3 separate regions of the Homo sapiens genome follow, and regions 2 and 3 are each linked to region 1. The links are chromatin loops, found by intact Hi-C in ENCODE. Cell type or tissue: dorsolateral prefrontal cortex. All regions are shown on one strand. Region 1 overlaps LOC105376275 (a long non-coding RNA gene). Region 2 has its middle 29 kb from the start of MVB12B. Region 3 holds the start of LOC101929116 (a long non-coding RNA gene).

Region 1 (8,000 bases):
ACTGTGGCCCCGGCCTCCTCTTGCCTCCAGATTATCCTTCTTCCTTTTTCTATCCTGCAGCCAGAACGATTTTCCTTGAACACAGACCTAATGATTTCATTCTCTGCTTCCAAAAGCTCACTGGCTCTCTATTGTGCACCGACTTTAAACCTCAACCTTGGATTTGGCATTCAAGGCCTTTCATGATCCAGCACCAACCCACCCAATGCCACCACTTACAAGCTGCATGATCTTAGCCTGTCCCTTAAATTCTCTCTCCACCTGCATTTCCTCACCTGTAACATGGGGATAATTACAGTACCTATCATGATGGAGTGCATTTTCCAAAGATGTCAGCTACAATATATATCCCATCCCACAAGGTCTTCTTACAAGAGCATTGCCACTCTTCCCAGGGGATAGTGGAGACAGTGGTCCCTTGCCCTGAACTTGGGAGGACTTTTGTCACTGCCTTGATAGATGTAGCACCAGTGACACTACAAGACTCCCAAGGTTCGGTCTTAAGAATGCCACGTACTTCATCGGGTTCTCTTGGGATGCCCACTGTTGGATTCCAGTGGCCATGCTGTGAGGAGGCCGAGCAGCCACATGGAGAGGCCACAATAAGTGTCTGGCTCACAGCACCAGCTTGTCATGTGAGTCACATGCATGAGCCATCCTGAATGTCGTCTGCCCAGCAATGCAGAGTGTAGATAAGCTGACCTTGCCAAGCTCCAGAGCAAAGCAAATTATTATTGATATCTTGAGCTACAAAGTGTTGGGGCAGCTTGTTACGCAGCAAGAGATAACTGAAACAACCACCCCCACGGGGTTGTTGTGGGGTAAGGAAGTATATTAGTTTGCTAGGGCTGTCATCACGAAGAGCAACAGATTGGGGGTCTTAAACAACAGAAATGTATTTTCTCACTCTTCTGAAGGCTAGAAGGCTGAGGTCAAGGTGCCAGCAGGGGTTGGTTCCTTCTGAGGTCTCTCTTCCTGGCTTGTGGATGGCCGTCTTCTCCTCCTTGTGCTTTTGCCTGTTCTTCTGTCTGTTGATGTGTGTGTCCTAATCTCCTCTTCTTATAAAGTCTCCACTTATACTGGATTAGGGTCCACCCTAGTGATTTCATTTCAACCTTATCACCTCTTTAAAGACCTTATCTCCAGATGCGATCACACTCTAAGACACTGGGGGTTAGGACATCAACATATGCATCTTGCGGGGATACAAGGCAGTCTGTTACGATAAGGAAATGCGTATGAAATGCTTAGAGCAGTACCCAGCACAGAGTAAGCACTCAATAAATGTCAGCTAGGGTTGTTATTCTAACTACCACCACTGCCATCTGCCTGGCCTCGGTCACACTATTTCCCTCCAGACCCTAAGGGAATGCTCTGGATCCCCAGGCCTCCTTTTAGACTGTCTCCTCGGCTTGCAGGGTCTAAACCTGTTCCCCATCTACCCAGATCCCTCCTGTGTTAGGAAGCCCAGCTCCTTTACAACCAGGCTGCCAAGTCCCCTTGGTTCCCGTCCCCTGCTTCTGGGGCTCTGTTTAGCGAGTATTCTGGCCTGCTGTGTATGAGAAGCTTGGACTTTTTTTGACCTGAGACTTTGTTTTGTTTTTCAATATGGAAATGGGGGATTTTTTTCTAATTATAAAAATAATTCGTGTTCAGTTTATAAAACCCAGACAGTACAGAAGGTTGATGAAGAAAGTGGAAATCACCTAGATTTAATGACTTTTAGCATTTTGGTTGCTGTCTTTCTGGAATTTGTCCTATGTGTGTACGTATATATATGTTTTTCTTGATTCTGGGACAACACTGACTGGGGGATGCATCACTGATTTAATTACACGGCTCTTTTGGAGAAAAGAACTATGCATTAAACATATCCATTAATTGCAATGCACATCCTGATTTTAGAAATGTTCAAATGTTAAAAAATGTGCATCTTAGAATAAAGAAAATATATGCATGTATTATCTATGTTTTTCAAAATGGAAATCTCTATGAATACTGTTATATGACCTATTTTTTTAAAAATCTGAATAACAAAGTGTAGCCATCTTTCCACATCAATAAAGGAACGCTCTTGCCACCAGTTTTAATAGATACATAATGTTCCACTGGACTGATATATCATAATGCATTTATTCCTCACTGAAGGGCATGAAATCTTTATTATTAGTCTGATGCAAACACCTTTATAGACCCTCGTCCTTGTTTTTCTTGGATAAATTCCTTAAATCAGCACTTCCGGCCAGGAGAGTGGAAGTTCTTTGCCCAGAGTTGACTGTCACCAGCTCACATGCTCCCCAAGGATAGGACCTGCCGCTGAACCACCTGTGGATGCACCCGCGCGGGCCCTGTCACTGAGCCGGGTACAAAATAAGGCTCTGGGAATGATTGACATGTATCGATTTTTTAGTAATAACAAGTCAGGAGACGGATCCTGCATGAATAGTCTGCCGGGAACTGAGATGTGTGATTAACTCAAGTTTCTGAACCTCGGATCAAAAAATTAAAAAGCACAGTTTTGGGAGTCAGGGTGGTCTCAAATCCCAGCACTGCTACTCAGTGTGTGATGTACTGTCCCGAGCCTCAGTTTCCCCATCTCTACAAGATCATGAACGTCCTTGGCAGGCCTGTGTGGCTGGGTGTCTGCCTCAGCTCCTTGCAGTATCTAGGAGGAGAGAAAACCTTGGCAAGGTCCTCCCAGGCACCAATTCCCTAAGAGTGCTTATGCCTGGGGAGACCTTGAGTGTAAATTGAGGAGCATGGGGGCACCTGAGGGCTCCAGGGCCTCTGAGAACAAAAGCGAGAACATCTGTGCCTCCACGAGCTCTGGGCGCCATCTGTGAGCTTGGCCCCGAGTGGCACAGACCACTGGAAGCCCACAGCGAGGGCAGGGGGACAGGTCCTCTGTGCTTTCTAATAATAAGATGATAAGATGAGGAATCACAGCTGCCATTTGCTGAGTACTCCTTATGTGCCAGGCACCTACCAAGTGCTTTATATTCATTTTCTTACTTCATCCTCATTGCAAGGTAGAAATTACAGCCCACTTTACAGAGGACAAAACCTGGACTCAGAGAGCAGCTGGACCAAGATCTTGGCTCTGTGCACTTCTCCCCACTGCCATCTCTCACCTGGATGTGGGTAACAGCTTGTACTCCCCACCCCATCACTCAGTCCTTCTCCACTCTGCAGCCAGAGTGGGCTTTTGAAATCACCAAGCTGAGTATGACATTCCCATGCTTACACTCTTCTTCAGCGAGCCTCTCCCTGGTGCTGTTGGGAGGAAAAAAGTCCCAAGTACTAAATAATCCCAAGCCCTAAACTTTGGATCCTGCCTGGAGCTCCTGGTTCTCCAATCCTTCTGGCTTTACTCACGCCCCTCACCTTTGGTGCTGGGTTCTAAGCACACTGGCTTTCTCTCAGTTTCCACAATATGCTAGTTCTCTCCTGCCTCAGGGCCTTTGCACAGCTCTTCCCACCCTGTGAGCAACTTCATCACTACTCACCCTTTCAAGTTCAGCTTAGAGTCAAGTTCCTCTCAAGGAAGCCTTCCCTGCCATTCCAACCCCAGGTTAAGCCCCACTGCCCTGTTCTGTAACCGTATGACACTTGCCATCATTAGGGTGAATCAAAGGATCTTGCGTGAATACTCTGCCAGTGGTTGACCATTTTAGACCTACACCAATGTCAGTTTTCTATGGTGTAACCTGATAAATATTTGTTGTGTTATCTCTTCAGTGTTGGGCCCCCTGACATTTAGGAGAGGCAACTGTCTGTTGCTCACCATAATTTCAACCTAGCATCATACACCGACACAGATTACAGCCTCGATACTGTGATGGGTGAACTAATGATTACATTGCAGGTCAGGATTAAACCCCAGTCTCTCTGGGAGAGTTTAAACAACTTCGCACCAAGTCTACACTAACATGGGGGCCGCCTGCCTACCACGTGTCACCAGCCATGGGTTGCAAAGACAGGCCATGGTGCCAGCCCTGCTGGATGGACAGCAATGGCACACAGTAGCAGGCTCCAGCTGTCACACAGTCTGACCCAGTTCTCCAGGACTGTGTTCGGTTTCACTGGGAAGTGGCCAAATGGCAGTCCGGCTCAACTAGATGGAGGGACCCAAGATTTGGGGCCAGACCTCCTCCCCACCGGCCGGGTGTTCCAGCCTCATGGCCTGTGCACTGTGCACCTGAGGCCACATGGTGGCAGTGTTGGAACCGACTGGGCTCTGGAGGAGTTGAACGAAGCCTCAGCCTCACTCCGCAAGATGCCCTTAGAGGCCGCGTCGCTGCATGTGCACACTGTGTGCACAAAAGGGTGTGCGCGCAGGATGGGCTGCAAGTGTGCATTGTGTCAGCGTGTGTAGGTGCCTGTGTGTTTGTGTGTGTGGGGGATATCTGGGGTGTATGTGTGCATAGGCCTAAACATGCACTTGTATTTCTGCGTGTGGGTGTGTGTGGGTGCCCTCACGCATCTGTGTTTATCAGTGACTCTATGCAGGTGTCCATGTGTGTGTGTATGTAACTGTCTGCTTTGTAAGAATGCCTTCGGTGCAAAAGTGTTTTCATGCCGCTGGTTTGTGCATGTGAGGTGTGTTTCTGTGTGTGTGTGTGTCCGTCCATTGAACCTCTGGTGCAGTGAAGGGAGAGTCAGTGGTTGAGCGCGTGTGTATATCTGGGTATCAGGATACACTGAGGGCTTGGCCTCCCTCCGCTGGCCTTGCCTCTCCCACCATCATGTGTATGGACAGCTGTTCTGATTCGCTCCCCAGCCCCCAGCCTCGGGCTCCAGCAGGTGTAGATCCCCTTAAGGTGTCCTGCTCCTCCTCCTGTCCTTCCTGCCATGCCTCCACCCCACCAAGCACCAGCTCCTGCAGGTTCAGATCTTTACCCAGATGTACCTGCAGGGCTCCAAGTGTGTGTTGCAGGGCCGGGGGGCAGGGCTGGAAAATCACCTCTTGACCCCCGTGCCGTGGTGGAACCAAAGCCCCACTCTAGCACCTGCCTCTGGTAGTCTTTCGTCTGCCCGCAGGATGAAGCTCTCCTCTCTGGGGAAGGTGCACCCTTATGGCTAGGGGCCCCGGTGGGTCCTAAAAGGGCAGACTTCACTGCTTGGCCAGGTCTCCTGTCCTCAGACTAGAGGACCCTAAAGATGGGGCTCTGTGTCTCCCTCTGCCCTCAGGGTGGAACCATGGCTCAGATTTTATCGCCCAGTCCTAGAGAGAATGTGGGGACCCTGTCCTTCTCCAGGCCCTGCCTCTTGCCCTGTGCTGGCATCTTGCAGCATGGGGTCCAGCACCCTCCCAGCCCGCCCCTCCCCCTGCCAGGCAAGAACCTGGAGTGCCATGTCTGGCCATGTCTGGCCACCCTTCACCCCGTGATTATTAATAATTGGGTATTAGGTGAGAGGCGACTATTGATTCCAGCGCGGGCAGCTCCAGGTCGGGGTAATTTATGGAAACACTGGCGTCCCTGGTGATAAATAATGAGGTGATCACAGAGATGGGTCACTAGTGAGTGGCCTCCATCGGCTGCCCTGTCCACTAACACACAGGCTCGTAAATGGAGGGAGAGATGGAGAGAGACCAGGCCGGCTTGTAAAGACAAAGGACGCGTTGATGATGAGAGGCGCCAGGGATACGGGGAAAGCAGAAGCACGAGTCAGCGGGGTCCACGCGGTGGGGGCTGGTGGGAAAGGGACAGGAAGACACAGAGAGGACAGAAGGACAGACAAGGACACAGAGCAAAAGACAGGGCAGGGGAGGGAGAAGAACAGGGAGGCAGACATAGAGTGACACACAGGGGCAGGGAGAGCTAGACAAAGCCAGAGAGGATGAGCAGCAGGGAGCGGCAGAGCTGGGCAGGGCAGGGACAGTGGTGGGCACACTCAGGGGCAGAGACAAAGGGAGACGGGCCTCGGGAGTGCCGAGTGCCTACTAAGTGCCGGCTCTGCTCTGTGTTCTCATAGCATTGGCTCATGTTATCGTCCTGACAGCCTCGAGGCAGTGATTCAGAGTATGGACTCCGGAGCCAGACTGCCTGGGTTCAAATCCCAGCTCTTCCCCTGGCCCTGGCTGCATTGCCTTAGGCAGGTCACTTCTCCTCCTGGTCTCCAGCTGCCCTCATCTGGAACATGGCGCCAACACGATACCTATGCCAATCATGGTTGTGAGGGTTAAACAGGTCCATGTCTGTGTACTTGGGGATCAGTGCCTGGTACTAGTGGGTGCTATACAAGTGTGTGCTATTGTTTTCCCTGGTTCTAGTCAATTTCCTGCAATTGCATTTGATTTGACTCTCTTCTGTTCCATAGGGTGTCTAGTTTACAACGCATGAGCCAGAGAAAATGAGATGAGGGACGACGGGTGGCTTTGGGGAGACACCCTGCAAGAGGAAAGGTTTGACTTGAGTGTGGAGGTGGAATTCGAGGAAACGGCATATTCCAGATGGTGGGAACAGCTTATGCAACAGCATCACAGAATTTCCAGGTTGCAAGGACCCTCGAAGGCCCAGTGTGTCCAGCAATGCCTGGATTCCCTCTGTAATTTCTCCCCGCAGGGTTCACCCAGTTGGCCATCTCCAGGGATGGGAAACTCACTCATCCTTGCAGAACTCTAACTCCGAGAAGGTCCTTCCTCAGAATCAGCCTTTATGTGCTACCCCCCAGCTCCCTCTACTCCCCCCTCCAATCAGCCCTGCAGAGGTGGGCAGTCAGCAACAGGGAGCTCTTCGCAGCCCCCTCCTGCCCCCAGCATCAGGTGCAGCCCCTCTCGGCTGCTCCCGATGCTTCTCCTTGGTCAGCCAGCCTGGCCCCTCCAGCTTCAGGCAGCTCCTCGGCTGGCTGCTCTCCTGGGCTGCTCTCACAGAGGCAAAACCAGCCACCTGGGCTGTTCACTTCACCCTAGACCCAGTGCTCAAACTCTGCTGCCCAGAGCCCCGGGGTTCTTGGAGAGTGCTGGGGGCTGCCCCAGGGCTGAGGGGGTGACTCCTCTCCCTTCCAACTCTGTGATCTGTTCCAGGTAGAAAAAAACCATGAACCCTGCTAGTCTGTAGGCTGTGGAGGCTGCTGCCCAGATGGGAGGCAGCCTAGAACAGCGGCACATCCTGGGTTGGTGCTCTGGCCCTGCTGCTCATCGACCAGGTGACCATGCACAGGTGCTGCAACCTGCGGGAGCCCCACTTTCGTCCTGTGTCACAGAGCCTGCAAGGAAAGTGCTTAGCAGCAGAGGAAAAGCCCCTTTAGTGGCCCCTCCCTCTCCCCCCACCATGGCCCCTTTTCCCACACACCCTGGGTAGCCTGAGACTCTCTCCTTTCCGTGTCTAGGACTCAAATATGAGAGCCCCTATGGGTCCTGGACACATTGCCTTGACACGACCGGGCTCCTCTCTCCTTGCCTGGGCTCTGGACCCAGCGGAGCTCTCTTGCTCACACTCTGTGGGACCTGCGAAGGTGCCACCTCTACCTTCGTGCACAAGGAAGTGAAATACAGCTGAACAGGATGGAGCCTGGGGCACTCCGTGGAGATCCCACCCCCACCCACCCGTGGACATTGGCTGTAGTCGTGGGGTTATTTGCTTGTGTCTTTGTCCATCCCACATTTCCCCATCTTGCCTGAGCATGTCCTGGGGATCTCACCATGCACTTCACAGGACCCTAGATCCCATCTTACAGCCTCACTTCTCTGACCTGTTGGGCTGGTCACCCTGTGGACAAGGACATGGACCAATCTGATGTGGTCTTTTCTTTTCTTGTTTTTTTGTTTTTTTGTTTTTTTGTTTTTTTTGAGACAGAGTCTTGCTCTGTTGCCCAGGCTAGAGTGCAGTGGCATGATCTTGGCTCACTGCAACATCCACCTCCCGGGTTCAAGTGATTTTCCTGTCTCAGTCTCCCCAATAGCTGGGATTACAGGCAACTGCCACCACGCCCGGCTAATTTTTGTATTTTTAGCAGAGACGGGGTTTTGCCATGTTGGCCAGGCCGGTCTCGAACTC
Region 2 (8,000 bases), 69 kb before region 1:
AATCTGGCCTCTGTTTCTCGCTTTATTTTTATTTTCTAGAGAGGAGGCCTGTCTCTGTTGCCCAGGCTGGAGTGCAATGGTGTGATCATAGCTCACTGTGGCCTTGAATTCCTGGACTCAAGTGATCCTCCCACCTCAGCCTCCTCAGTACCTGGGACTATAGGTGCATGCCACCTCTCCTAGCTAATTTATATATATATATATATATAATATATATATATATATATATTTTTTTTTTGTAGAGACAGAGTGTTACTTTGTTGCCTAAGCTGGTCTCGAACTTCTGGCCTCAAGCAGTCAGCGCACTTCAGCCTCCCAAAGTGCTGGGATTACAAGCATGAGCCACCATACCCAGCCTCAGTTTCTCACTTTTATTGTTAACTACTCCCCTCCATGTAGGCTTCACTCTAGTTCCATTTAATTATTTACCAAACCAAACTCATACTTTATGTGTGTCTCCAGGAATTTTAATATGATTATCTGGCTTTCGAGAGATAGGAAAAAAGTCGTGATGACACCTATTTTGAGCCAGGCTCTGTGTTGAGTGATTGGGTCAGTCAGGATAAGCCAAGCTATGTTGCAGTAACAAAATCCCAGGATCTTACAGTGTCTATTTCTCACTCATGCTACTGTCCAGGTCAAGTTGGCTAGGGTTTGGCAATTCACTTTTTTTCTTCCAGAATCCAGGCCGCTGGAGCATTCTCTGTCTGGACCATTGCTGGTTGTGTTTGTTGTTTTAGTAGGAAAGAAAATGTGAAAATGTGGCCAAATACAAATTGACTCTAGCAGTTTCTGCTTAGAGTGACATGTCACTTCTACTCACATTTTGTTGGTCAAAGTGAGTTACGTGGCGAAGACTGACTTCAATGGGCTAGGGCATTAGTGGCCAAAAAAAATCTGGATTGGCCCTGTTCTTCTGGTCACCACATGTTCAATTCCCTCTACCTCCTACATGTAGAACATGTTCACCTCCAGGCAAGCAATCCAAAGTTCCATCCAGCCACTAGTTCAGGCTGAAGCCCAAAGTCCAGGATCTTGTGTGATCTTGTGATCAAGTTGAAACTCATTAGGGAGAGGAAATAACTGGCTCATTTTGGTTCAGAGATCTATGAACCAAAAAGACCGGCTACCTCCCACCCACAGACTCAATATGCTGTGGTGAAATGGAACAGGGCAATCTCAGTTAAACACTTCTATTCGAAGGGACCAGAATGGGAGACACATGGCAGTCAGAGCACTGGAGAAATTCTGAAATCAGGCTGGACCCACATTTCAAAGGGTTCCTTCACTGGGCACGGGGAATGTTCCTTGATCAGGTCCTGATTCTGTCTCCCGGGAGGAATGCCCTAGTCTTGCATTCTCCAGGGCTCTTGGATCCTGAGGGATCCTTCCTCTTCTAATGTTGAACTCTATGGGACAGCTTTTGTGAACCAAAATGGTTGAATATTGGCAATTTTCATAGTCTCCACCTATCCTTTCTCCATGTTGGAGAATATATTCAGTTTGCGGGTTAGGCATATTTCTCAGCCTGTTTTCTTTTCTTTTTTTTTGAGACGGAGTCTCACTCTGTTGCCCAGGCTAGAGTGCAGTGGCGCAATCTCAGCTCACTGCAACCTCTGCCTCCTGGGTTCAAGCGATTCTACTGCCTCAGCCTCCTGAGTAGCTGGGACTACAGGCACGCACCACCACGCCCAGCTAATTTTTTATTTTTAGTAGAGACAGGGTTTCACCATGTTGGCCAGGCTGGTCTCGAACCCCTGACCTCAGGTGATCCACCTGCCTCGGCCTCCCAAAGTTCTGGGATTACAGGCATGAGCCACCACGCCCGGCCTCTCAGCCTGTTTTCTATCCACAAAAGATTAGAGGCCCTGGAGTAGTGCCAAGTCTTAAGCAATCACAATATCTTTGAAACCAGGCTGGTTGGTCTTGGTGAGGATACCAGTGAATGGTAATATAGTCCACCACATTATTTCATTGAATCCATACAACTTTCTGAGATAATGCTTTTATCATCCCTATGTTACAAACAAGGAAATTGAAGCTCAGAGAGGTTAAGTATTCTGTCCAAGGTCACACAGCTTGTACGCTTGTGAGCGAGAAGTCGAATTTAATTGCACTACTATGCTGCCTCCTCCAACAGAAAAAAATAAGACTTCCATCATAAGGCTTGAGATGGGCTGGACTGGCTCTCTCTGACCCCTGCACTTACTTAATTTCTATTTTGTTGTGCCATGATATTTTCATCATGGAACTTACAGTTTCTGCTCTTCCTGCCAATTCTTCTCATGTCTCTTCAATCAATCACCCATGAGAGGAAATCTCATTGGCCTTAGGTCATAGGTCCCTGACCAGCCACCTATCACTGGCTCTTATCAGGTCAGACACTCTCCCCTGGTCAAATAGCTCAGGCTGAATTTCTGAGATACAAGGCATGGCTTCCGAGGCAGCAGAGAATGATTTTTACTCCTCATCAATACCTTCATATATGTTGTTCCCATTGCCTGGCATTACCAAGCTCCAGCTATATTTACTAGTGATATAGTTTAAAGAACTTTTATTACATGTGCTGTGCTAAGTACATTTGACCTTCACAATAACCATATGATGTAGGAACCATCATTAGTCCCATTTTAAAGATGGGAAGCGGAGGCTCACCGAGACTAAAGGACTCACTCACTGTCTCACATTTTAAGCTTCATGGTTGGGGCTTCTGAATGAAAGCGCTTTACTTATACTATGAGGGCTGATGGTGCCTCTTCCTGGAAGCCTGTCTGGATTCCCCCTTGTAGAGTGCCTTCTCTTTGAGGAATCCTTCTCCTGCTCTTAGGAACTGAGCACATTTTGCTGTGTTCTGTCTGAGGGTTGTGTGGAATTCATCGCTGCGTATTCACTCATTCAGGCGTGCCATCATTCATCACATATTCACTGAGTGCCAGGCCCTGCACAAGGCAGTAGGGATAATTCAGATAGAGTCCCTGTTTTCACGGAGTTTATTGTCCAGTGGGGAAGACAGATATTAAACAGATAATGACACCAATAATTATTTAATTACAATTGTTATAAATGTTATGAAGAAGTCCGGGGGGCTATGAGCATTTCTAAGAGGAGACCTGACTCTGAAGGGTGGTGACCGTGCCTTTGAGAAAGCACCATTTAGGCCGGGTTCTGGAAGGGTAGGTAGGAATTGGCCAAGAAAAGGCTAGGGGATTGGGAGAAAGAAAGAGCGCTTTCAAGGCAGTAGAAACAGCTGGAGCAAGGCCGTGAGGCTAAGAGAACTTGGTGAGCTGAGCCTGGCGCAGTGGGCCCGGAGAGCAGGGGCAGGCGGGGGCCAGCACGCGCTGGCACTGCTGTTTGGATGAATCTCTCTGCTCCCAGCCCTGCCAGAGTTTCCCGGTGGCGGTTGCAGGGGCTGCGGTAAGGGGTTGCAGCGGGCATTCTGTCTCTGCCGAGCCAGCAACTGCGAGCATTGCTATTCTCTGGCCAGACCCCGTGCTCCTGGGTCAGGAGGAGGGAGGCAGCTGAGGATGTGCGCAGCACACTTTTTATATATGTGGGGCCATAATATTTAAGTGTCTTGGCTGTAAGCCTGCGACTGGGTCCCCCGACAGCCAAGCCTTGCTCCGCACGCTCTAACAGCTGTCTGTAAAACCCGTTTATGGAGCCTCCATAAATTTCCCAGCTGCTGCAAACACAGGGCTGGGGACAAAGAGTCGAGGGAGGGAGGTGTGGAAGAGCAGCAGCTTCAGCGTCTCCGCTGGCTGGTCCTCTGGGCCCCAGCTTGCCCCCCACCCACCTGGGGCTGCCTTACCCTAAATTCTTTTATTGAAGCTGATCTTAACGTCGACCCCGTGGGGCCTGGCTGGGCGATCCAGCTCACCACAGATGCAGGCACTTTCAAGATTGCAGCAAAAGGTACAGTAAATCAGAATTAAGTGTCATGATAGTGATTTGAACTGACACTGTTTTCACCTTGTCCATTTACTGGGAAATATATAACAGGAATAGATTGAGCCTGTCATATTGTACCTGAAAAATACAGCTGTTAGGGTAGGAAAGGCAGCTGGCACCAAGGCAAGGTCCCAGAGGACAATGGGGTGTGTGGCTGAGCAGAGGGCGGGTGGGGGCTCCTCGTCAGCATCCCGTTGGGATGAAACCGTCCTGGGAGCAGAGAACCAGACTCTGCTTTTCCGAAGGCCCCCAGGGTGGCGTGCCCCCAGCGTGGCATGACCCCACTGCTACAGGGACCCAGCAGCCAGCTCTGTTGCCCTGAGGGTCCAATCTGCCCAGGCTACAGAGCATTACAGAAAAACTTTTTATTGAAGTATAGCATAGATACCGAAAAGTGCACAAATAATAAATATATTGCTTGATGAATCTTACCAACCGAATACACCTGTGTTTCCAACATCCAACTCCAGAAACCACATCACTCGCCCCCAGAAGTCCCCCTCCCTCTGTGTCCTGCTCCAGTCTCAATCCTCCCTCCTCGCACAAGGGGGACCACTATTCTGGTGTCTCAAGCTATGGATTGATACTATATCTGGCATTTTAATGAGGTCATTTTGAAATTCCCACCTGTTTTATAAAGTGGATTTTGAAATTCCCACCTGTTTTTTTTTGCCCCCCCCCACCCAAAGAAAACAGGAACCTCTCAGCTTTGAAATAATCATTATTATTATTTTTTGAGACAGGGTCTTACTCTGTCGCCCAGGCTGGAGTGCAGTGGCACGATCTTGGCTCACTGCAATCTCCAACTCCCAGGTTCAAGTGATTCTCCCGCCTCAGCCTCCCGAGTAGCTGGGATTACAGGCCCCACCACCTGGTCCGGCTAATTTTTGTATTTTTAATAGAGACAGGGTTTCACCATGTTGACCAGGTTGGTCTCGAACTTCTGACCTCAAGTGCCTGCCTCAGCCTCCCAAAGTGCTGGGATTATAGGCACGAGCCACCGCGCCCGGTCAGCTTTGAAATAATTTATAAGGAATATGAACAACAGATACCTTCCTCTCTCTTCCCAGAGCCTTGCTGAATCCCAACCCCATTCCAGAGGCAGTGTGGGCGGGAAGGATGGGGAAGGATCTGGGGTAGGGTGTGGGATGGCAGGGTTGGAGCGGGAGTCAGAAATGGGGTAACCAGATGTGGGAGGAGAGAGGCTTAGAACTGGAGTGGACTGAGGAAGGGGTGAAAAGACAGGGAGGGGCTGAAGCCCAGAGATGGAAGAAATTTCAGGATGGAGTGAGGCTCAGGAATGGGGTCAGGGACAGGGTAAGGGTCAAGGATGAATTGAGGGTCAGGTTCAAGGCAGCTTCAGAAACAGGGTGGAGCCTTGCGCAGGTGGGGCTCAGGGAGGGAGCAGGTCAGAGGGCATGATGTGTCCATCCTTTACAATACAGGAAACTGCACACGATGAGGTCCTAGAGCCAAACTACAGGTAAAATGCAGGGGAGAGACGAGCTTTTCTGCAGCCAGGGCTTAGGCTCTTCCCACCCCATACTTCCAGCTCCTGGCAGCCCCAGGCGTGGGTGGGTGGCTCTGCCTACCCTGCCTTTCCCAGTGGGAGCCCCAGGCCCACCCTTACTGACTGGAGAGTGGCCGCTTGGCCACAGCACCATCGGCAGGTGACCTTCAATGTTACTCTTAGCACCCTCCGCTCTGGCTGTGGGTCTGCTTAGATCTGGCTCTTACCCTTGTCCCTCTTCCTGCAGGGCCTGGAGCTTGAGCTGGAACCCACGCTGCTTGTCTGGGGCTTGAGCCGCCTTCATCACGCATGCCAGCTCACCCCTGAGTCACACCTGCTCCCTGAGCCTCTGGCTCGGGGCCTCCCACAGATGGATCACCTGCTGTGTACCTGACTCCAAGTATATCCTGTGGTCGGGGCGGGGGGCACCCTCAGCGGGGAGATCCCTTTCGGGTGTGGACATCCATCTTCTCCGTCTCCATCTGGAGGCCAGCCCAAGCTGCCCCACAGCCAGGGTCCACACAGCTCTGGCCGCCCCCTTCGAGCAGGAGACCCCTGGTTTCCTTCTGGTTGATTCTGTCCCATCCACATTCCAACTCCACTTCTGCCATCAGCCCATGGGCACCTGCTGGGCAGGATGGCTGCTCTCTTTTTCCTGGCTTTGGCCTTCAGTGCTTTGACTTTCAGCCCTGGATTCTTTCCACCTTTGGCCACCTCAAGGAGGACTTGTTCTCAGGACCCACACTAGGGGTTGGACTGGCTTCTCCCTAGGAAGCACTGTGCTAAGGGCAAGATAAGGTGCTTCCCTCTCCTTGGCGAGACTCTCCTTGAGCACCCAGGCCTCACCCACATTCTCACTGAAGCACCACAGTCCCCTTGTGGGAGGTCAGCTCCCCACAGGACTGCAAGCTCCAGGAGGACAGGGACCATGTTTGCCTTGTGTAGTCCCAGCACTTGGCTCAATGCTAGGCACAAAGATGGCATTTTACAAATAGCAGTTGAATGTCTGCATGATGAATAGCTAAAAGCACAGCTTGGAAGCTAGGGAAATCTAAGGTTGAATCTTGACACCTCCACTCAGAGTATCATTTAACTGCTCTAGGCCTCACTTTTCTCTCCTGTAAAAGGGGATCATACCTCCTTTCACACGAGGCTCTGTGAGGATCAGGGGCAACAATGCATATTGATGTTTGGCACCATGCCTAGCACATGGCGAGCACTCAACACATGATACTGGGTATCGTTTCTATTTTCTCTTACCACTAGACCAACCACTGGTGTTTCTGTTCCTAGAACCACTTGGTTCCACACCCTCCATTTCCACTCCACAGAACTTTGGAGGTTCTAGGTTGCCTTCAGCAGGCATCTGATGCTAGCCTGGCCACATGCTCACGCCCTCCTTGGGCTCACCACAAAATGTTGGCAGACCCCGCCCCTTCCCTCTGATCCTCAAGAGTCCCAGCTATGGGAGGCAGGGCTGGAGAAGGCCTATCCCTCCTTTACGGAACCCTTTCTTCCCATCTGCTAGGCACTGACCTTGCCTCCCTGTCTCTGGCAGGCAGTCCAGGGTCAGCTCCAGGGGAGTAGCGTGACAGGGGAGCTGGGGTCCGATGGCTGGCCATGGGGAGCCATGGTTCTGCTGATAAAGGGTCTTTATCGAGCTCCCTCTGCAGATGTGGGCTGCATCATTCACGGGACTCGGGATGGGAGCCCATTCATCTGGGGCACGGAAGGTGAAGGGGCTGGGATTTCTCATTCGAGGGCGACACGGAGTTCACATCAGGAAATATTAGTCTGATGAGTTCCCTGCAAGTGGAGGGACTGTCAGGCATTAATCACAGCTGAGGGGGAGGCAGCGCTGGGCCCTCAGACAATCCCCCAGGGTCTCATCCTTTCTGGGAACTTCAGAACCTTGCTGGGCCTGAAGACAAGGATTGAAATTACCCTTGGAGGAGCTCAGGCTGCTCTCTGTCACTCTGAAACCTTTCTGCCCCCGGGGCTGGAGCCCTTTGTGAGAATGTGGACCGGTGGCTTCACCCCGAGTCTCAGTTTCCTTGTCTATAAAATGGGCTGGGAAGTACCTCCCTCAGTGGGTGATTGTGAGGCATACAGCAGGCGCTCCATAAATGCTGGTTCCAGCTCCTGCCCCTTCCCTTTCCTCCTCCTCTACTGGACAGTACACCCCTGGATGGCAGGATCGGGTTTATTTCTTATCTCCGTGAGGCCTATATGATGGTAGATACAAGAACACATGCATGTGTGAATGAATGAATGAATGGAACCCAGCTTCTTGGTTTAACACCGGTTGCAAGTAGCATTCTTTTGGCAAAACATGGGTTGCTGGTGCACAGTCCCTGACACAATGTAAGATGTCTCCTCCCCTTTTCCTGTCCCAGTCCACCTTGGCACTTCTGTATTGGAATAATGGCCACGTGCTGCAGGAGACGGCCAGGGACATCGTGTCAAATCAGATCACATCACTCCTTTACCCATCTGTGGCTCCCAGTGTTCTCAGGCTAAAGCCCCAAATTGTTGTCTTGGG
Region 3 (8,000 bases), 46 kb before region 1:
CTTTGCATGTTATCTTGATTTCCTCTGGGTTCACGTTTTCTGTTTATACACTTGATTTCTCTATTTTATCTTGGTTATCTGTTTATATTTAAGAGGCAGGCAATGAAAAGCTGACTGGGAGCCTTGCATACATGAGTAGTTGAGCCAAAGACCCCAAATGAGGTAGGGCTAGAATGAGGTAGTCTTTTTTGCTGGGGCTTTCTCCAATGAGGAACCCTCTGACCTCTTGCCTTGTGGCTAGACACTAGAGTTCTGGGTGTTCTGTGTGTAGGAGTAGGGTTAGGAGGTCTAGGAGTAGATAGCATTATCCACCAGCCTTCAGTCAACCCCCTTGTTTTAAGCCCCATGTGCCACTTCCACTTTCCCTTACACATGGCGTCTTTGAGGCCAAGTCTCTCCAAGGTTCTACGATATCAGACCCTTTTGTAATTTGCTTATTTGCATTTTTGTATAATATTTAAATGTGTGAATATACCACAATTTATCTATTTTGATAAATTTATTCATTCTATTATTTATGGGCATTTAGGTAGTTTTGAGTTTTTGACTATTATAGATAGTACAACTATGGACACTTTAGTACATGTCCATGATAAATATTTAGTGTGGTGTATACCAAGGAGTGGAATTGCTGGGCCACAGGTGTGCATATATTCAGCTTTAGCAGTTAATGAATTTGCCAAAGTACCCACCTACAGTGCATGGGAGTTCTTGTTCTGCATGTCCTCTTTAATATTTGATATTTTATCTTTTTAACTATCATGGTGGGTAGCAGTGGTATCTTGTAATTTTAGTTGGTTTGCATTTCTCTTATGACTAATGAAGTCAAGCACCTTATCATATGTGTATTGGCCTTTTGAATATCTTCTTTGGTGAGGTGCCTGTTAAAGTTTTTTCCCCCATTAAAAAAATGTGGTTTGTCTTTTTGTTATTGAGTTGTAGCAAATTTTATATATCTTATGAATCTAAGTTCTTCATTAAATGAGTTGTAAACATCTTCTCCCACTGTTTCCATTAGCTTTTCACTCTCTTGCTGGTATATTTTAGGAATAGAATTTTTAAATTTTAATATGTTCAATTTATAATTTTTTTCTTACATAGCCTTTTTGTGACTTGTTTAGGACATGTTTGCTTACTCCAAGGTCATAGAGCTGTTCTCCTATGTTTTCCTCTAAAAGCTTTATTGTTGGCTGGGCCAGGCACGGTGGCTCATGCCTGTAATCCCAGCACTTTGGGAGACTGAGGTACGTGGATAACTTGAGGTCAGGAGTTTGAAACCAGCCTCATCAACATGGTGAAACCCCATCTCTATTAAAAATATAAAAAATTAGCTGGATATGGTGGTACGCGCCTGCAATCCCAGTTACTCGGGAGTCTGAGGCAGGAGAATTGCTTGAATCCAGGAGGCAGAGGTTGTAGTGAGCTGAGATTGTGCTGCTGCATTCCAGCCTGGGCAAAAGAGCGAGACTCCATCTCAAAAAAAAAAAAAAGCTTTATTGTTTTACCATTCACATTTAGTTCTGCAAAATTCTGGAATAGATTTTTGTGTATGATGTGAGATAGGGGTCAAGACACACTTATTTTGTTATGGATCTCCAACGGACCCAGCACCATTTACTGAAAAGATCACTCCTTTCCCATTGGACGATGGTGCTGTCTTTGTCCTACATACAGGAATCATGTATGTGTAGGTCTGTTTCCAGACTTTCTCCTCTGTTTCATTGGTCAGTTTGTCCACCCTTGCACCAATACCACACTGCCTTCATTACCATAGCTTTATTAAAAGTCTTGGCATACAGTTTTGTTTTTCTTCTTCAAGTTTGCCTTGGATTTTTCTTAGACTCGTGTATTAGCTGTGCTCTCCGCCCTAACCCCAGGGCCTTTGCACATCCTCCCTCTGCTGAAACACCTTTCCTTTCTCTTATCACCTGTTAGCTCTTATTCATTCTTCAGATCACACCTCAGTTGTTATTTCCTCAGAGAAGCTTTCCCTGAACTCCCCGACCCAGTCAAACGCCCCACGAAGCCATCATAACACAACCCACCTCTCTCTGTAACATTAAATGCAATTCAACTTTTCATGTATTCTTGTGGTTATTTGATCAATGGGTTTTCCTTCTCTAATCTGTTGAGCTCCACAAGGAAGGGAATCACTGTTTTATTTACTGATATATTTTCAAGGCTTAGCACAACGAGACAGTCTAAGTTTTTGAATACACGAAGGCAAGAGTCCCTTATTCATGGACATCTGTGTATGTGTGTGTGTCTGCATGTGCCCTTGAGTGTATGTGTATGAGCAAAACTTTATCAGTGCATGTGTGTGTGTGCAATAACAGAACCCACTTCGGAGCCACAGATCAGGGGAGCTGGACCCCTCCTCTCCTTTTGGGTTCTCCTCCTCCCCTTCCCCTCCCCACCCTTCCCTGTCCAGCACTCCCAGCAGCCTCCTCTCCTTCCTGAGTGACTGGAGGAAGATGCTGGTCTCCAGCTGCCTCCGCTCGGCTGCCCTTGTGCAGTTGTCTGCCAGTTGTGCACGCCGATTACTATGAATGCCACCATCTGGTACGCCACGTGGACATCATAATCTTTTCTTAATTACATTAGCAGCGCAATCAGTTACTGCATTACAAGGCCGGCGATGAGCTTTTAAATCTTGGTGGAAATCATAAATAATTGCACTAAGTACCAGGCCCCAGATGTGTGCGCCAACTTCGGTTGCACTAGATAAATAGTAACCTTACAAGGGTGTGAGACAGCAGGCGGTCCGGCCGGCCACCGGGCCACACTACACCTGGGCCTCACTGCAGGAAGGCCCTGGCAGCCATGCACCTGAAGAGAGGCAGTGGAAGGAGGCGGAGGTGCCTTCTGAGTGCATGGGTGCCAGGGAGAGAGAGAGAGGGATCCTCAGAGCCAGAGCCAGGGAGGGCGTGGGAGGAACATGGAGACAGACAAAGGGGAAATGAGGTGGGTGGACAGAAAAGAAGAGAGAGAATGGGAGAAGAGAAGGCAGGTGGGGAGAAGGAGGAGAGGAGAAAACAGAGCCAGGGAGAGAGACACTGAAACAGAGATAGAGAGAGACACACAGAGAGTGACAGGAACAGAGAAAAAGAGAGTGCAATGAAAAGATCCAGGATGCCTGGGGAGGCTGGGAGAACAAAGAGAAGGCCTTGTTTCAGCTGACCTCTCGCTCTTGGCCAGCAGTTGGAAGGGATCCCAGGGACGGGCTCAGCTACTCAGGGCAGCAGCCAGGCATCGGTGCAGAGGGTGAGTGAAACTAGGCCCAGGCCCGAGGGGCTTCCCGCAGGGCGCTCTGGGCTCCGGGAAGGAAGCCCTCCTGGCTTCTCTATCTCTTTCTGAAAACCGCCTGAGTCTGAGAGGGAAAGAATGGGCCACAGAAGATTCAGGAGCAGCAGCGCTGGTGTGTGATAAGTTAGTCACTAGAACTGCTTTAGGTAGGCAGGAGGCCCGGGATTGGGGGAGCCTCTCTGAGGGGCGATTTTTAAGCTGACACATGTCTGGTAAGTCACTGTGAGCCAGGTGACAAGCAGGTGAAAGGAGGGGAGCATGTTCCAGGAGGGGAGGCAGCACACACAAAGGCACAGAGGCAGGACGACGCTGGCATGCTTGAGAACTGGAGAGGAAGCTGATGCTGCTCACACAAAGAAAACCATGGAGAAATGTCAGGAATGTGAGATAAGATGGCTGGTTGAAGATGTGTTTTTCCTATTCACTCCTGAAACCTCACCAAAATGGACTTTAGTGGAATTTTAAAATGTATAAACCCACAGAATAAAGAGAAGAGGAGAGGAGACAAAAGCAGACAGGAGATTTTAACAAGATTTGGAAGCCGGAGGGCAGATGGATGAGGGTAAGGGACTTGCAAAGCAGAGAAAGCCGACATCTCAGCCTGCAGGAAGGGGAGCCTGCCAGGAGCAAAGCAACCAGCCCCTGGGACCTGGGAACCTGGGAAAGGCTCAAACATGGGAGCCTGGCACTTCTTTATCTGAAACAGACTCTCACTCTGTCACCCAGGCTGGAGTGCAGTGGCATGATCATGGCTCACTGCAGCCTCAACCTTCTGGGCTCAGGCAAATCCTTCTGCCTCAGCCTCTTGAGTAGCTAGGACCACAGGTCAGAGAGAGGGAGCGACAGGAGCGGACAGGTTGAAGCCTCATTTAGCCAGGCGACCAACTATACCTCCCAGCACAGCAGAAGAAGTCGACTCTTTGAGAAGCTGACTGGAGGCGACTCAGGATTTGGGGCATTCGCAAAGGAAAGAGTGAGACCCAGACTAAAACTGGGAGGAAAACAAATTAAAGAATTAAAGGGTGGGATTCCCACCTTGTCTTCCCACGCTGTTTACGGGATGTGGGCAGTTGGGCTTCAAGCTGTTCCCATGTCTCCCTCCCTCTCCAGGTCAGGAGACTAGAGAATTCTTTTCTGGGGAAACCACTTGGCATGGGGACAAGGTCTACAGGGACCACGATTTGAGATTTGAAACCCTCTAATGAAATCTCCAGTCTCGGCCTGGTCACCCTTGGGCCCCACCCAGGTGCATAGAGCTTGCTTTTTTTTGTTTGTTTTTGTTTTTTGTTTTTTTGAAACGAAGTCTCTCTCTACTGCCGAGGCTGGAGTGCAGTGGTGTGATCTTGGCCTGGGTTCAAGTGATTCTTCTGCCTCAGCCTCCCCCGTAGCTGGGACTACAGGCAAGGGCCACCATGCCCAGGTAATTTTTATATTTTTAGTTTTTACTAGAGACAGGGTTTTGCCATGTTGGCCAGGCTGGTCTTGAACTCCTGACCTCAGGTGATCCACCCGCCTTGGCCTCCCAAAGTGTTGAGATTACAGGCGTGAGCCACTGCGCCCAGCCCCGGTCAGCTTCTTACACCACACTTTTAAACATGAATGACAGGCAGTCAAGAGTCACCAGATATTTGTGGAAAACTCTATAATGAAAGCCAGAGACCAAAGATTCAGGAAAATAGAAAAAGGCAACTAGGAGGAAAAAGAGACAATACATTTAAATAAACACCCATAAATAACATCCCCTGAAAGATACGAGAAGGCACTGCAGTCATAAAATAAGATTTAAATGTTACGTATATATTTCTTAAGGGAATGTTGAGATAACACAAAAGGGTTGGAAGATAAAGTTCAGATAACTCAGAAATTAGAATAAAAACAGATTTTTTTTCCTTTTTTTTTTTTTTTTTGAGACAGGGTCTTGCTCTGTTACCCAGGCTGGAGTGTAGTGGTGCAATCATGGCTCACTGTAGCCTGGACCTCCTGGGCTCCAGTGAGCCTCCCACTTCAGCCTCTCAAGTACCTGGGGTCACAGGCATGTGCCACCATGCCTGGCTAATTTTTCTGTATTTTTTATAGAGACAGGGTCTCACCATGTTGCCCAGCTAAGAAAATTTGTTGTTAAGTAGGGTATGAAGTATGAGAAAATTAAAGAATCAATCCAGGAGGTCCAACAGCCAACTATCAGAGACCAAGAAAGAGAGAAGAAATAAATCAATTCAGGAGTTCTAGCATGATGCTAATAAGTGTTCTAGAAAAAGAGAAGGGAAAGCAAAAAGGAGAACATTATCAAAAAAAATACAAGAAAATTTCCCAGAATTGAAGGACTTGAATTTCAGGATTGAAAGGTAACATTCCAGGCCAGACACAGTGGCTCCTGCCTATAATCCTAACACTGGGATGCTGGGGCGAGAGGATCGCTTGAGCCCGGGAGTTTAGGACCAGCCTGGGCAACATAGGGAGACCTCATCTCTACAAATAATTTAAAAAGTAGCTGGGCATGGTGGCATGTGCCAGTGGTCCCAGCTACTCGGGAGGCTGCGGCAGAAGGATTTGCCTAAGCCCGGGAGGCTGAGGCTGCATTGAGCCGTGATCATGCCACTGCACTCCAGCCTGGGTGACAGAGTGAGATTCTGTCTCAAAGGAAAAAAGAAAGGCAGGAAGGCAGGCAGGAAGGCAGGCAGGCAGGCAGGCAGGAAGGCAGGAAGGAAGGATGGAAGGAAGGAAACACTCTAGCCCAATGAAAAAAGACTCACACTTAGGCATATTGTTGTGAAATTTCAGAACACCAAGTATAAAGAGAAGATCCTGGAAATTTCCTGAAAGGAAAAAGTTACATACACAGAATTGGGAACCAGAACAGTGTACCTTCCCAATAACAACCCTGGAAGCTACATGACACAAAGACTTAAAAATTATAAGACAAAACTATTTCCAACCAAGAATACTGAAGCTCATGTAGCTATAATTTAACTGTCCCTAAGAGTAGAATAAACACATTTTCAGATACGCAAGATAAAAAGTAAAGTTAGTTCTTATGTGTTCCTTCTCAAGATGCTACTGGAAGACATACGCCTACAGCTAAATGAGGGAGAAAATCAAGAAAGAGAAAAGCATGGGATCCAGGAAATGAGATCCCACAGAAAGGCAAAGGCAAAAACTGGGGTGAAAACTAGCAAATGATAAAAACGAAGCAATTATTAACTCTGGAAAAAAACAAAAATCATACAAGAAAAGCATATATTAATAGTACACTACATGGCTCAGCTATGGTCAATATTTATATAGTTCTTATATAAATATTGAGTACTCAACAAAAATTGTGATGTAACTATGTTGGAAGGATGGGAAGAGGGGGATATGTGTGGTGTGGTGTAAGATAACTAAATACTCTTCTTTTTTACTAGAAAGCCAACAGATTTTTCTTTAAAAATGTGAAACTAGCAGTATAAACCAGTGTTTTGAAGTACAAAGGTAAATAGCAGAAGATATCAGTGAACGCATGTAAAGTGGCTGTCTTGTGGGAGAGGAAACTGAAGACATAGTGGAGACTATTGTTTTTGTTGTAAGTTCATGCTGCTATTTGACTCTAAACCATATACATGTACTTTGATAAACATTTTAAAATTCAATTAAAAAAAGAAATTAGGAGGTGGAGACTAGCAAGGTGAACAGGTGCCAGATGTGGCAGAACCTCATGGGCCATTTTAAACAGTTGCAACTTTCCCTAAGAGCAATGTGGTGCCATAGAGGGGTTCTCAGTAGGGGAGTTACAATGTCAGATTTATTTTTCTAAAACAAAATTTTGTTTCCAGTTGCAACGTTTGGGGCTGACTTTCCAGAATTACCCAAGATTGACCTGTGGGAGATATCTGGGCCCCCTGTGCCTTGCAAAGCTTCACATGGGTGATGATGTTGAAGACCAGGTGCGGATCAATGGGGGCTCCATGGCAAATGAGAAACAGAGGAAGAAGAACTAACCTTCCTACCCACCAGTGCTCACTGGCACTCAACATAGCCTTGCTCTTGTTTCTGGAGGAAGGGCCATTGGGATCAACTTAAGAACATGGCAGAACAGAGATGCTTGCTGAATTAGTTGGTTGGAAGCACAAAATTATTTTAGTAGTTGTTGCAAATTGCTTCACTTCTCTGGGTTTAAGTGTAGAACTCAATGGTAATGTGAATAGACTTGATCTCCATAGGATCATTGTGGGGACTCAATGAGATAGATTCTGTAGAGCTTTGGGCTTGATTGGTGCACAGTGTTCAATGAGTGTGCTGGGAGAAACTCTTCTCCTCACTTCTGGTGTTTCCTTCCAGGAGGAGAGAGGTCCCTCTGGGTAGCACCCCTGGCCTCTCTGTCTGCTCCCTGGGTTCTGCCTTTGGAAGTGGGAGGTGATGTGCTTGGTAGGGAAGCTTGAGGGCAGGAGCTGGGTCTGGGTAGCTCAGCTGCTTCCTCTTCCATTCTCAGGAGCCAGCTGTCTATGGGAAGCACCCATTCTGGTCAGCCCCCATAAGCCATAAATGTATAGGGGCAGGCTGGATCCTTCGGGGAAGGCGGCCCCAGTTAGGGTGGCTAAGTCTGCACATTCAGGATAGTGTTCCTAGCTGACACATTGGGCCTAGTGCCTAGTGAACAAGCAGTGGAACGTGGGGAGCAAATTAATACTCAAGGACTGAGGCTTTTGAGGGGACCA

The links. Hi-C counts contacts between places; a loop is a spot of excess contacts. Peaks named below come from ENCODE experiments on the same cell type or tissue, not always from the same donor. Only the 100,000 strongest peaks of a DNase experiment are listed, where the experiment ranks them.
Region 2: it touches region 1 in a loop (5-fold over the local background); 3 of 110 quality-filtered maps call a loop at or near these places.
Region 3: it touches region 1 in a loop (10-fold over the local background); 3 of 110 quality-filtered maps call a loop at or near these places.

What each region holds. Positions count from the first base shown.
Region 1 is chr9:126,225,261-126,233,260 of GRCh38, reverse strand. It overlaps LOC105376275 (a long non-coding RNA gene), which reads left to right. Exons shown (of 3, transcript XR_930357.1): 2 at 6,322-6,496; 3 at 7,028-7,172. Among named protein-coding and RNA genes, the nearest start is that of MVB12B, 98 kb to the left of the region's middle. RefSeq lists a silencer at 4,101-4,180. In dorsolateral prefrontal cortex, CTCF peaks have their summits at 4,006 and 4,206 (motif pointing right); DNase peaks (open chromatin) are centred at 4,220 and 5,606.
Region 2 is chr9:126,293,976-126,301,975 of GRCh38, reverse strand. No RefSeq gene overlaps it. Among named protein-coding and RNA genes, the nearest start is that of MVB12B, 29 kb to the left of the region's middle. In dorsolateral prefrontal cortex, a CTCF peak has its summit at 3,419; DNase peaks (open chromatin) are centred at 3,335, 4,115 and 5,835; H3K4me3 peaks cover 1,570 bases; H3K27ac peaks cover 5,936 bases.
Region 3 is chr9:126,271,111-126,279,110 of GRCh38, reverse strand. LOC101929116 (a long non-coding RNA gene) reads left to right here and starts at 3,196. Exons shown (of 3, transcript NR_121584.1): 1 at 3,196-3,264; 2 at 6,711-6,868; 3 at 7,119-8,000. In dorsolateral prefrontal cortex, no CTCF peak of the experiment used is centred here; DNase peaks (open chromatin) are centred at 2,802 and 3,210; H3K27ac peaks cover 2,869 bases.